Regions from separate parts of the Homo sapiens genome. Here region 2 is linked to region 1. Evidence: chromatin contacts called from ENCODE Hi-C or POLR2A ChIA-PET data. All regions are on one chromosome and are shown on one strand. The core of a region is the stretch at or near the end of the contact, and the rest is flanking DNA. Distances in the headings are between cores, read along the strand shown. Region 1 holds the start of PCSK1 (proprotein convertase subtilisin/kexin type 1). Region 2 overlaps LOC101929710 (a long non-coding RNA gene).

What was found. Hi-C counts contacts between places; a loop is a spot of excess contacts on that map. ChIA-PET counts read pairs that join two places held with the same protein, here RNA polymerase II (POLR2A). Pooled maps may share reads with other maps.
Region 2: a map of heart right ventricle shows a loop between it and region 1 (1.9-fold over the local background). The contact joins the enhancer-like site here to the promoter of PCSK1 in region 1. A Hi-C loop is called at or near these places in 1 of 168 maps with a recorded cell type or tissue (heart right ventricle), 1 of 37 single-sample maps with no recorded cell type and 2 of 50 pooled maps. POLR2A ChIA-PET finds 5 or more read pairs at or near these places in 1 of 52 experiments (activated CD4-positive, alpha-beta memory T cell).

The regions. Positions count from the first base shown.
Region 1 is chr5:96,431,043-96,438,342 of GRCh38, reverse strand. PCSK1 (proprotein convertase subtilisin/kexin type 1) reads left to right here and starts at 5,095. Exons shown (of 14, transcript NM_000439.5): 1 at 5,095-5,480. The coding sequence starts at 5,301. The region is part of intron 4 of LOC101929710 (a long non-coding RNA gene); the gene reads right to left. It also overlaps a transcript of CAST not described here and the pseudogene LOC102724070. RefSeq lists silencers at 3,943-4,062, 3,924-4,218.
Region 2 is chr5:96,562,288-96,568,805 of GRCh38, reverse strand. The region is part of intron 4 of LOC101929710 (a long non-coding RNA gene); the gene reads right to left. It also overlaps a transcript of CAST not described here. Among named protein-coding and RNA genes, the nearest start is that of CAST, 97 kb to the left of the region's middle. RefSeq lists a silencer at 2,495-2,695. Within about 2 kb of position 1,830, at least 3 of the 41 ENCODE cell types and tissues checked have a DNase peak (open chromatin) inside an H3K27ac peak, as active enhancers do.

The DNA of each region.
Region 1 (7,300 bases), core at 3,846-6,345:
GTTTAGCTAATAGTAATATGGTTACACCAGATGTAAACCCCAGGGAAAGCTGCATGAACGGTATACACAAGTTTTGTGTACTGTTTTTTCTTAATTTTCTGTAACTATAAAGTTATTTCAAAATAAAAAGTTGGAAAAATAAATTATCTTTTTTTAGTTGGCCAACTATACTATATTCTATTCTGGGTGCCACATTTAAAAAATTCTATTGAAAGACCCTATCCGGACAAGAGCAAGCAGAATGCCAAAGTGTTAAAAAGGTTGGGGATGTTTAACCTAGAGCAGAAAAAAGTTAGGCAAGATATAACAATCTGCCTTCGAAGTATGAATTGCTATCATGTATAAAAGAGATTGAGACTTGTCAGTGTGGTACTAGAGGGCAAAATTAGCATGCTTGACTGGAGGTAGTAATGAGGAAAGGTTTTATAATATCATTATAAGGAAGGACTTTGTAACCATTTCAGCCAATCCAAACCAAAGAATGGGTTGCTTTGGGAGACCAGGAATTGCCTAACAACTTGTTAAAAAATATCACAGAGGAGTGTCATGTATACCAGGCATGTTAAGTAGATCAGTGCGTCTCAAACTTTAATTGCGTATGAATCACTACGGACTCATTAACAATGCAGATTCTGATTCAGTAGTTCTGGGGTGGGGGCTGAGGGTCTGCATTTCTAACAAGCTTCCAAGTGATGCCTATAATGCTGGTATGTGGACAAGACTTTGAGAAGCAAGGAGCTGTATAATATTCAAGGTCACTTTTCAATACTAAAGTCTATAATTCTCATAGAAAGACATACTTCAGGAGCAGAGACAGCAGTTATGCACTGAGAGTTTAATACGAAAATGGCAATGTTTGAGAGCACAGAGGAAGCAAGAGCATTGCCTGCAAGCAGAAGCAGGGATGCTCTGCAACTCACTCAGTAAATGCATATTTTAAAAGAACCTGTTAAAGAAAGAACCTAAATACTTGTATATGGCCACATTTAATTATCCATTTTCATTAGAAAAGATCAATTATTTCTAGCAAGTGGAATTTATGGCACTCACTGCTTCCATTTTAATAATTCAATTCAATTCTACATTAAATTCAAGATTTTGTGTTTATCTAGTTCATTCAGCAAAAATCCTTCATAATTATTCATCCACCTCAAAGCCTTTGCAGTGTATAGACTTTGCTTTTTTACTCTTTTACTTCCATTTCTATAGGTCAGAGCATCCCAACCAGTAGAATTAAAGATGTCCCTCAAGATATTTGGTCTTCTAATCACTTGGGAAGGCCAGGTGAGTAGCTTGTTGCTGAGCTCTTGGAACTCAACCAAGTCGTGTCCACCACCTTGATGCTGTATTTACTTCAGCAACCTGCTGCAAGCATGTCTATTTCCATCATGTGAAAAGTGTCTGTGGATCTGCTGGAGGAGTTCATACTCTAAGTACTTAATTAGCATAGCACACCCACCAAAATTTGGTCACGGGAGGAGATATCATGAGAAAGTAATTCAGGGACTTCTGGCAGGTGTATCTTTAAGTGGTAACCCCAATATCAGTCTTTGTGTATACTAGATACTTTTCTCAATTTGTGGTAAAGTTGGTAGATGGTAACTTCTCTAAAAGGTGTGTGTATTTTCCAATTTACAATTTCAATATTATTTTGTCATACTTGACCTGTAAAATTTAGATGGATTCTGAATCTATAGGCATTTTCATATAGAACTCCAATGATAAATATGTCAAGAAAATAAAGACGGCTATATTATTTAAAATAGAATTTTGCAAAAAAGTTTCATTGACAGCAGCTATTAAGAATATAAAAAGATCATTTGTCATTAAAATGTTTTAATTAGAAATGATATATAGCCTTTTTAAGCATAAAACTTCAGATAAAAACTTATATTGGTGAAAGCATATTCAGATTTCTCAATTTAAAGTTATTAATATGCAATTTAATGTATTGCCCAAAATGTTATATTTTATTTTGTTATCATAATTGTATCATGTAAAGAAAATGTTATGAATCTCTTCACCCAGCTCCATACAGATGTCTTCAAATTTCCTCCAGTTTACCCCAGTGTGCCACACAAATATTGTTATTTTCTATGTTGGAAAACACTGCTATAGGTAGGTTTGCCCCTATAATGTGTTCTGCTACCAAAAATCTTCTAGTTTAATTACAGACTAATTTGTTACACCTTTGAGTTAATGTGCAGTTAATGTTACCCATAGCAAACAGGCAAGTCTACATGATAACTGGAAAATGTTAAACCTACATTATTTCCTTACCCATTCTTTAACATCTCTTGAAGATCTAGGAATATTATTCTGTTATTCTGTGGGTCTAGAAATGTTTTTCTTGGCCCAAATGGTTACACTGTGTCCACTTTGTGATAAATATTGGGTACATTGTTTAGTATGCCCAAGGGTATATGTTTTATTTCGTAGTAACAAAATGTTTAAAACATTTGTTTCCTAAGACTAAAGAGATATGGTGATCTATAGATCTCCTTTGAGCATATTCTTACTTCCTGCTCTTAATAGCTTCTTTTACTCTCCAAGAAACCTTAATGAATGCTTAGCTGTATCACTGGGCAGTTGTGAGCATCATGAAAGGCATGGCAATCACTTGATAACTTATAATGGAAACACGTCCTCTTAATTTCTGGAGTATCCGGTTTTCTATATAAATTAATCACATGAATCAAATGCTATTAAAACCAACTTAAGGGTGATAATTGGCTCTTCCAATTTATAATACGAAATATAACACTGATGGGCCTGGAGGTCACTACCATGATCTACAAATCAGGGTAGGACTAGCCCTTGAAACAAAAAGTTAAAATGGATTCTAAATCTACTTGCACCTCTAGTCTTGGCAGAAATTTATTTCTTCTGCATGCCAGAAGTTCTGGCAAAGAGGTTCATAGGATAAAAATCAGACAATAGCAGATTAACTTACTGATATCTGTATTGTGTGGATGAGGATATTATCTTCTTTTTGTGAGAGTTTACTTGGCCCTGTTAGGTATATAAACCAAATGTTTATTCCAGGCTTCTATGGTGCTCCATTTAAGACAAATGCCTCATTAATGAGAGAGACACGGACCCTATTGCCAACACTCTGCCAAACTGATTTACTTGAACAATAATAAGAAAGGGACAAATATGTTCCTCCTCTGACACATCTACCGTTATAAAACATTTGCCCTGGGCTTCTCTTGCCTTGCTAGTGCACAGTTAGTGTCTGTCTGCTGTGAGAATGAAACACCCTTGAGAGCTTGAGGCCACAACTCAGGCCGAGGTGTGAAGGGAAAAGAAGACAGCTTACCCAGCCATCAACATTCACACATGTGGATTTACAGAACAGACAACAAAGCTATCAATCGGAGCCCATTCCATTTCATCTCATGTGAGTTACATTATTGTAAAACACTTAACCATGTCACATGGCTTATTAACATTGGCATTTGATTTTGTAAAGATGCTTTATGTTTAAAGAAATTATGTAGTGCACATTTCTGCAAACGTGGAGGCAAATGAAAAATTAGCACTACAGAGCCTGATCCTCCACCAAGTCTTGTCTCATTTGCTTCTTGTAAGGAACATCTCTTGCTTCCTTTCTCCACTTGTTTATATGCTTTCTTTCCAACCTTCTCCCCTTTCTTCTATTTCTACAGCATAGATCGCGCCCTCGGGCGGTTGAGCTTTAAAAAACAACAACAACAACAACAAAAAAAAAAACAAACTTCCCAGGTGCAGCATACTCTCTCAATTCCACCTCCCGGCGATTTTACTTTTGGCCTGAGTCCAACACGTTCCCAAGAGCTGGACACAAGTTGTCACGATCATGAACCTAACCACACTCCCCCCTGCGGCCAATTTCCTATTTTGCTGTTCAAAAGAGGGAAATGCACATATCAAAAGGAAAACAGCTTGGTGCTGGCCAGCTGCAGAAGGGTGGAGGTCTTTGGTGCTCAGAAGAGAGAGCAGCTCCTGCGGCAGTCCTGCGTGTGTCGCTGTCCAGACCTCGGTGCTGAATACTAGGCACTGGTATCTCCCGCCAGGTTCAATCCCTCAGGGTTCGAATAGGCTCCACCATGGGAGACTGAACTCACTTCCCTAGGGTGAGGGGTGGAGAATTCATTTAGATGTTTCCTTGCTCTCCTCCCACAGGAAACCATTTTTCCACAAAGAGGCATTGTGCATTTTATGGGAAAGTAATGGCACAGCTCCAGCTCAGCACCAAAGTGAAGAGCTCTACTGAGGCACAATGGAAAGTCGAGGTAAATAAAAACTGCTCTTTCCCTCCCTGAATCAACACAACAGCTTTTGGGATCCTAGATCCCCTTGTTGACGAATTCTTAAAAATATGTTTTTTTAAAATCACATGATTAATCATTTTACTGATAAACACCCTAAAAGGTGGTGGTGGCGCTGGCTTTGCAATATCGGAGTATAACTACTGATATTGTTTTACTGAGGTTGAGAAACAAAGGGGAGGAGGGAAGTAAACTTGTAAACTAAGGTGGCTTGAATGGTTAAAAATTCATTTTTAATAGTATTGCTTTAACATAGACATGCTAATTTTCTCAGACAATTTAGAACAGAATTGGGACAGTAGTAGCTTCCCTTCTTCTCCTTACTCTCCTAGCCTCTCTCTTTGAAAGACCTAAGAGCCTTGTTCTTCATAGCAGGTGCTGATGCCCAAAGGGCCATTATAAGAATCCTATAGCCTCCCCCCCTCCCCGCCACACACATGAGATAATAAAGTAAATACAGAGAAAATGGATGGAAGGGAGGGAAAGCACTCCCAGCCTTTGATTCTTGGTAGTTATGTTCAAGTGGGGCACTTCTCTTTGAAAAGTGAAAATGTTTCTCACGGTACAGAATTTATGGGCAGACAAGGAGCAGACTTAACTGATCCCAGCAAACAGTTCCTTCCTTTTCCTAATCCCTGGCTGCTTATTTTAGCCGCTTCTCCGCCCCGCCGGGAATACCATTCGGATCTTAGTCCAGGTAGATCTGACGTCAAGAGATGGCTTTCGTCGATTTGACGTGTAAACACTCATTTCCATTCTGGCTGGGAAGGGCTGGGGCTCCACTCAGCCTGGAGACCGAAGCGCTTCACTGAGCGCTCGCCGCCGCCCAGCCTCTCCTCTCGCGCCTCCTAGCTCTTCGCAGAGCAACCAGGAGCCAGGAGTGGTCTAGAGCCCGAGGGTGGGAAGGGGGAGTCTGTCTGGCTTTTCTCCTATCTTGCTTCTTTTTCCTCTTCCCTTCCCACTCTTGTTCAAGCGAGTGTGTGAGCTATGGAGCGAAGAGCCTGGAGTCTGCAGTGCACTGCTTTCGTCCTCTTTTGCGCTTGGTGTGCACTGAACAGTGCAAAAGCGAAAAGGCAATTTGTCAATGAATGGGCAGCGGAGATCCCCGGGGGCCCGGAAGCAGCCTCGGCCATCGCCGAGGAGCTGGGCTATGACCTTTTGGGTCAGGTAAGAGTTTCCACTTTCAAGAAACTTTCTGGGGCCCCAGGGGACTGGCGGGACTGGAGCGCGGTCTTCCAAGTGGGAGCCCCAGGTTGCACTCTCCAGAGCCCAGAGTAGCAAAGAGCAAGGAGCTGCTCCAGCCCTCGCCCCTGTCGCGCTTGGAGAGAGAGAAAGCTTGCATTATTTACTGTTTAGGCTGGGCGCAGCCAAGCAGAAGGAAGCCGCTGCAGCTGGGTAGGGCTTATGCTTACTGTTGGCCGCTCTAGAATTGAAATCCGTTCCCGCGCGGTTTGGAAGAAAAATCCCTCCACGCTTGTTCAGGGAACTTGAGATACACTCAAGCTCTTACCAACCAAGCGCCCCCGGGAGAAGCAGTGCGCTCCATCCCCCGGGACTGAGGCGGTCTGCGTCAGGAGCCGGCTGTTGCCTTCTTTTCAATATGGCAGCATCAGATCCAAGTCCTGATGCAAGGGGCTAAGCAGGCTTGGGGCTGTCCGCCCTGGCAGCCTGTAAGGGCACGCCCAGGGCATTGGAAGAGTGCCAGCTGCTGGGACTCGCGACCAGGAGGTTGGGAGGCCGCGGAGTAGCCTGGGAAGCTGGGGGGAGAAATGGTGGGTGAAAGACACGGGACCATCTATCCCCGCGACTCTCTAGGGAGCTCCGGCTTTTCACTGGGAACTTATAAAGTCCAAGCTTCATAACTTTGCCCGGCCAGTCCCACTGCAGGGTCGAGATGCCGAACTGACTATGGGGAAGGGATCTATTTCTTTCTTGTTCTTCAGCCAAGTACGTAATCGTTTTCCCGGGAATTTCAGCTTATTGTTGCCTGTCCAAGTGAAGGCTTGGTCGATAGGTAGCTGGTTGGAGGTGGGTGGGCGTCAAGACATTAAGTGGGAGACTGCTTATAGCTGAGCGATTCCGAGGGGACCCTAGGGAGTGTGACTTCTAGTCTAGAGCTTTCCTTTCCTTGGCTCGGAATCAAGCCCTCGCCCCCTGCTTGGGAAGTTGGTCTGCATTGAAGCGTGGGAGGAGGCAGTTGTAAAACATTTTGGCGCGTTTTTTCTGGAGGTGGTGGTTGAGACGCCGCTGGAGTCACGGATGAGTAATCGGCGGGGGCGTTGGCGATTCTGTAGACCGAACCCTCTGGGGAATTCGCCTGCTCTTGCTAGAGGCTTCATTCTCAACTTTATAAACCAAATTGTCTTTGAAATGCCCGAAAGGAAAATCAATGCAGATTGGCTTCCTGGTGTCCCAGCAGCAGATGAGTCTTTTGCTTTTGGCCAGCCCTTGCCCTCGTGCCAGGCTCCGTGTTAGGGGCTGAGGAATAAGAGGAGGGAAAGAAACGCTCTCAAGTAATCAAGAATCTAGAGGAGACTAGCTTAGAGATAAATGATTGCAACTGATTGTAATTTGTGTAATCATAGAAGTTGTACTTGAAGTCTCAATATTCATTGGTTGAAGGAATGAAAGTAGTAGGGAATTCGGGAGGGGTGAATGAAAACTGCCCAAAGGAGAAAACATTTGCTCCGGGAACAGAAGTCAAAGGTTGCCAGGAGCACATAATGAGATCGGAGAAGACAGTCTAGGCATAGAAAACAGCTTGTGGGAAAACAGTGAGACATAATACAGTTTAGTAGTAAGTCTGGGAATTGCACGCAATTATTAGGAATTTTTGAGACCCAAAGAGGGTATGAGTAGCAGAGGAAATTGTGCTGGTGGGTACTGTGGACATCATACAAATCATGTATGACCTATGGGGGTGGACACTGGGGATTTAATTGTGTATTCCTTGAGCAGCTACTGAAAGGCTAAATAGCACTGGTAAC
Region 2 (6,518 bases), core at 581-3,080, 130 kb before region 1:
TTGGTGGAGAGCTGGTCCTTTTAGTTTTCTTTGACCATTCCTTTAAATAACTCCCCTGTCCAACAAGGAAAAAAAGTAAATATTCCCATGAAAACAAAAAAATATGCACACAAAGAAGGAGCACCTTTATTTCTTAGTAATCAGAGGCAAAATATAATGCCAGAATATTCTTAAACTCCCTCAGTATTAAAGATATAAACCAACTGCCCTTATCTTCTTTTTTTTTTTTTTTTTTTTTTTTGAGATGGAGTCTCGCTCTGTCGCCCAGGCTGGAGTGCAGTGGTGCAATCTTGGCTCACTGCAAACTCTGCCTCCCAGGTTCAAGTGATTCTCCTGCCTTAGCCTCCCAAGTAGCTGGGATTACAGGCACCCCCTGCTATGCCCAGCTAATTTTTGTATTTTTAATAGAGATAAGGTTCTAGCATGTTGGCCAGGCTGGTCTCTAACTCCTGACCTCAAGTGATCTGCCTGCTTCGGCCTCCCAAAGTGCTGAGATTACAGGCGTGAGCCACCGTGTCCGGCCTTCTGACTCTTAATAGCAAACAAATAGATGAAAGAACATCTGTCAACAATGTATGACAGTTTGAGAGTCAAGGGGGTTTAAGCAATCCACCAACTTTCTGGTATGGATTAAGTCTCAACCCAGCATCAGATACACGCTTGCTCTTAACACACCTAAAAATGCGAAAGGATCTTCACTACCCAGAAAAGAGGTTTTCAGCCTTTGTTCAGTCAAAAAGTACCCTTTTAGATGAAGTTTTAATCCAAAGTCTAAGAAATCTAAACCCCTGAAGCAGATAAAAATGAAGCAGCTCTGATCAGGACAAAGAAGGCATCCTGCCTCCCCTGCCACCCTCTCCTCCTCCATGGAACTCTGAAGCTCTGACAAAGCAGATTAAAAGGCCAAAATCATGAGGGGGCTTTAAAATGTGAACATTGTCTGGTTCTGAACTACCTTGTCCCTGTCATCCCCTGTCTACATTCCCAACTACAAGCTCTAAATGTCCAGGTGAAGCCTCCTTATGGGTCTTTATATCTCTCCTGGCCGAATGTTCCATAGATACTTACTGAATTAATACGTGACTGGCTGTAAATGTACTATGGGCATCTATACATGAAAAGAAGAAAAGAACGGGAAGCCTGATCTCAAGGGGTCAACAATTTAGTCAACAGAAAAAATAAGAGTAGGTTAGGAAAATGGTTAAGTACAAACAGAATGGAAGTCCCTGTTTACACAAGCAGCAGCCCCTCAGAGAACACCTTTATGGAGGAAGTGGCATTTGCACTTTCTCCAAGGATGAATTAGGACTGATTAGGTAGTGAGAAGGCAATTCCTGCTGGTGGAATGCAATGGAGCTGAGAATTAGTAATAATGCCTTTTTGTGGTCAGGAAAGAGACGGTCTGGCAGGAAGGAAGGACTACCACTGGGGAGGCATAGGAAATATGCATGGATAGATATGCTGAGGCGAAGCTGTTGGGCGCGTTATAAATCAAGCAGCAGAGTTGGGTGTGGTTTGATTTGTAATGTGGAACCATCATCTCTTCTTAACTAGGAGAGTGCCATGCAGAAAGCAGTAAATTAAGATCTTGAGGAGAGGAAAAACGTGATTCAAGTCTTACTTAGACTAAGAAAATTTGTCTGGCAGTGTTGTGCTGAGGAAAGAGAGTAGCTAGAAGGCTGTTTTAATAATGAATGAGCTCTCTTCTTTTCTGCTGATAAGGAGATGCAGATGCCTACACTCAAATGCAGAAACTCCCATATAATTTGCAGCAAATGCTGACACCAGCCCTCGTGGCCCTTCTTGTGCAGATGAAAGGAACCCAATGCTGGGCTTAAAACAAGTTGGTACGTGTTTGCAAACAAGTACATTTGAAACAAAACAAAGCAAAACGAAACTAAAACATAAGTAAAGCACTCTCAGTGTTTTACAAACTCAATGACCATCTTGATTATTTTAAAACTCCATTTCTATGCTCAAAGTTGTGGCAGTTTTTTATTTTATTAATTTGAATTTTTAAAACTTGTATCATCAATGTGCTGGTTTCTGTATATGTTTCTTGTCAGCAGAAGGGGTCATGTGTAGTTTGTGTGCATTTTAAAATTGCGAATCTATCTCACCCCTCCTTTAGTTTTAGACTTTAAATGACTTGAGGTATTCTGCTTTGCAACACCCTGTAGTGCCTAGCTCAGTGCTCTGAATATGGTGACTAGTAAGTGAATACAGTGGGTCATGGACCTCTCAGACCTTGTCTTCAGCAGGTCCCCTCCATCTTTGCAGATTCCTAGCTTTCTTGCTTTATAACCTGTGGTTCCTCCTGTTTGAAGAAGGGAGAGAACCACTTCTGGTTGTTTTCTTCAATTTTGCGTCATCAGTGATAGATTAGCATCACCTTGTCACGTCTTTTCACTAATGTCTTCCCTTCCTGTTTTGCTTTTGGGACCCATCTGTTTCCATCTTAATTTGGAAAAGAAGGGACTACATTAAAGGAACAATGGAATCAACAAGTCTAATATATGATTCAGACAAATTCCAAAGTTGCTTTTCTCCAAGGCAGAATTTGCACACAGAAATTCACGTTCATTAGGCTAAAGGCAGAGCGTGTCAAGTCAGCTACAGGTTTAATTGAGAGGTCAGAACCTTTTCTCTCTGTCATTCCCACTGAAGACATCATTAGAGCTACAGTAAAATAAGAGAATGTCACAGAATGTCAGCCTAGTCATAGTGCAACTGTTCTTTTTCATTAGTGACTCAGCTGGTTGCTATGGAAACCTCACTCTAGTATCAGGGATACTAGGGCTGATGATTCTCCGCCTCTATTTTCAGTTAGGATAAATTGTGCTCCCACCTCATGGGCTCCTGCCATGATATTTATATCTGGGTCACGATAATAAAGCCAGTTGGAAATATGCCTGTTGAAATTCTAGCCAGGCAGAGAGGCTTTCTACTAAAAGGAAGAGAGAATATAGGATTTCTAGGTTGATTTGAGCACCAATTACCCTGTAGGAGAGCAGGTATTCCCTTCTGCCCGGTACATCTCATGGGGAGATGGCTGTTCCCCTCACGGTCTTCTCCTATACGTTCTCTAGCCTGGCGGGCTGCCTTAGGAAAAATTAGATTGTCTATTTTCAGTGTCCCCTTCCCAGCTCACCCAGGGGACCACTGATTTAAATGCTTACACTGAGTGGACCCAGTACCACTTCATTTATTCACTCATTCATTTAATTGCAGAATAATTATAGTGGTCCAAGGATCATGTTAAATAGCATGTGTAGTTGCTAATTTGTACCCTAGTCATTCACAGTATGATTTGGGGATGTGTCCAATAAGGAGGGAAAAAGGGTGTATGAATAAATGCTTATAATGCCATGTGATGTACTACTTGTTTTATCTTTTTATTGGAAAATATTAGTTGTATATATATATATGTGGGTACAATGTGATGTTTCGAGACATGTATACCTTGTAGAATGATCAAATCAGGCTAAGTAGCATATTTATCACCTCAAATATTTATTTCTTCATATTTATCATATCATTTAAAATCCTCTCTATATGATATATATTTTAATTGAGGTATGGGCATGTTTTGAAAGTTCAGAGTTAAGGAGAGGCTATTTTTTTTAGTGTGGGAAAATTTTTATTAATTGCTTCTAAATTTTCCATTACACTTAAAAAGACTTGTCCACTCTGATACTTTACACACACACACACACACACACACACACCTTTCCCATGTGTTTTTATACTTTAATTTTTAAAATATTTATTTATTTTGATCTACCTAGAATTTTAATTAAAAAAGTAAACTAAGGGCATAGCTTAATTCACTTTTTACTGACTCCACTCTGCCTGGGTGAGCTCATAGATACTTCGCAGAATAGGTGACTTTTTTTTGAGACAGGGTCTCACTCAGTCATCCAGGCTAGAGTGCAGTGGCACAATCACAGCTCACTGCAGCCTCAACCTCAGGCTCAAGTGATCCTCCCACCTCAGGCTCCTGAGTAGTTGAGACTACAGGCACATGCCATCATGCCTGGCTAATTTTTTGTAGTGATGGGGTTTCACCACGTTGCCCAGGCTGGTCTGGAACATCTGAGCTCAAGTGATCTGCCTACCTCGGCCTCCCAAAGTGCTGGGATTACAGGCATGAGCCACTGAACCCCGCTAAATAGGTGACATTTAAGTTGGAGCCTTCACAGATGTGTTATCCAATAGAATGTCTCAGCAATTCAGAGCTGTGGCTAACATAAAGGACTTCCGTTACAGCAAGGTATTATCTGGATAAAAGTCTGATTGCACTTTGAATGTGTATTAATCCTCTTTAATACAACACATTTTCCGGCAAGTAGAATGGGATTCTGTTTTGAAAAGGAAAAATATCTGGAAAACAAAATACACTTCAGAAAACTTTCTTGGAATCAGAGCCAGCCCAAGTGAAAAAGTCAGCTTGAAGATCTTGTTGTCAATTAACCTTTTTTCTGGAATCGATATATTGAGAGATTCATCTGTTGTAATTCCAAAGCAAACGAACAAAAAGGTACTGAACATAAGTTCTCTGTGATCCTTACAGTTGGTCGGGCATAAAAGGATTCCTCACTGTACCTATTTCCTATAAAATGAAGGTAATTGGTGACTGTGGGTTAATAAAAGTGGATCTTTTTCCTGCATATCAACCATTGTTCAGAAGTAGAGGCAAAAGCCATTATGCAGCGGTCAGGGTTCTTTATGAAATACTTCCTGAAACAGGACCTCATCATGCAGCCAAAATGATATTTATAATGGCCTGGGAATGTCCTTTCCTACAGAGCCTGTGTCAGTGCATAGCTCATAAATTAAAGCAGCACCTTCTAAGATGAATACGTTTCATAGCCTGCTGACAGCCTGAGTCTTGCTAAAATGGTAAGCAAAAGGCAAGGAAACACTTGCGTCTTTGTATCTGCAGATCAGATCAGATGCTGAGGGCTGTTTAGGCTCAGAAGACCTCACCAATGTCCTCTGCCAGACTGGGCTTCGTTGGAGGAGGCTGTTTGCAAAACTGTGCTCCTTAAAATCCAATTAGCAATGGAATTCAGTAAGTGCGGCAGTGAACCGTATACCATATACCGTATACCGTAATCTTAGATTTTTAAAAATAAAGAATGCTTTTTTTTTATAAGTAATACATGTAATATGGTATAAAATTCAAAAAGTATCTGAAGATAGACACAGTGACAAGTATGTTTCACTCCCACTTCCATGCCCCAGTCAACAGTTCACCTCCTTGGAGAAAACTACCATTGCCAATTTCTTGTTTCTCTTTTCAGGGAATCTGAAGCGTATATCTTATATAGATATATATAAGCACTTATGGAAATAGTGGAATACTACGCAAACTTTATGCACTTCATTTTTTCACTTACAATGATTTTGTACATATGTAGGGGAAGAAAAATATTTTTCCTCCTACTCATCCTGGGTCCATGGCCGAGAACCATATGACAAAAGACAGATTAGCAAGAGAAAATAATACACATGTATTTAATATAAGCTTCATGTGACATTGGAGCCTTCACAAGGAAATGGTGACCCAAAGAAATAGTTAAACCTAACTATTTTTTATGGGAGTTTTGTTGAAGAGTGAATAGTTATGAAGAACTATAATGGGGCAAAAAGAGTATGATCTAATGGCAATAAACTGGGGTAAACTTAGCAGGCCTGTTTGTTCAGATTCTTTTTGCCATATCTGTGTCTTCAGAGTCAAGGATGTTTCTTTCCTCCAGGTATAGGGAGGGCACCTCTCATTTGAGGGTCTTATAACCTGCTTTAGAGGGAGGACAGAAAACTCCTTCCTAAGTTTTATGACCTCCTTCAGGAGAGAAGGGCAGGAAAAGTTCAGAGAAAACTTCCTGCTTCTGCTGTTTTCTCAAATTCCTTCAGCTTAAAATATTTTGGGGTAGTATATCATGAATCCTGTCAGACATCCTTCCACATTCCAAGTGAGCTGCCTCATTTTGTTTCTTTTATGAGCCACATAGTATACCATTGAATGAAAATATCATAAGCATTTAACCAGCCCCATCTTCCTGGAGATTGGAAGCAGTTTCAATGTTTTGCTATCACAAACAATAGTGCAATGAGTATCCTTGCCCATATGTCATTTCACACCTATGCAAGTACATGTATAGTAAAATTCATAGATGTGCAAGTGCTGAGTAAAATAGTGTGTGTACATGTAATTTTGATAATTTTGCAGAATAATTGCTTATGATTAAGATTGTATCATTTTGTACTCCCGCCCAGTATGTATGACAGCTCTTGTTTCCCCACACCCTTACTATCACAATGTATTATCAAGTTTTTTGCTTAGTACTCAGTTTGAGAGGCAAAGATGTGTATTTCATTGTGGTTGTAATTAGCATTTCCCTTATGAGGGAAATTTAGCATTTTTTTCATACATTAAAGAGGCATTTGTATTGTTCTATGAAATATTATTCATGTGATTTTGATAATTTATTAGTTTGTTAATTTCTTACTGA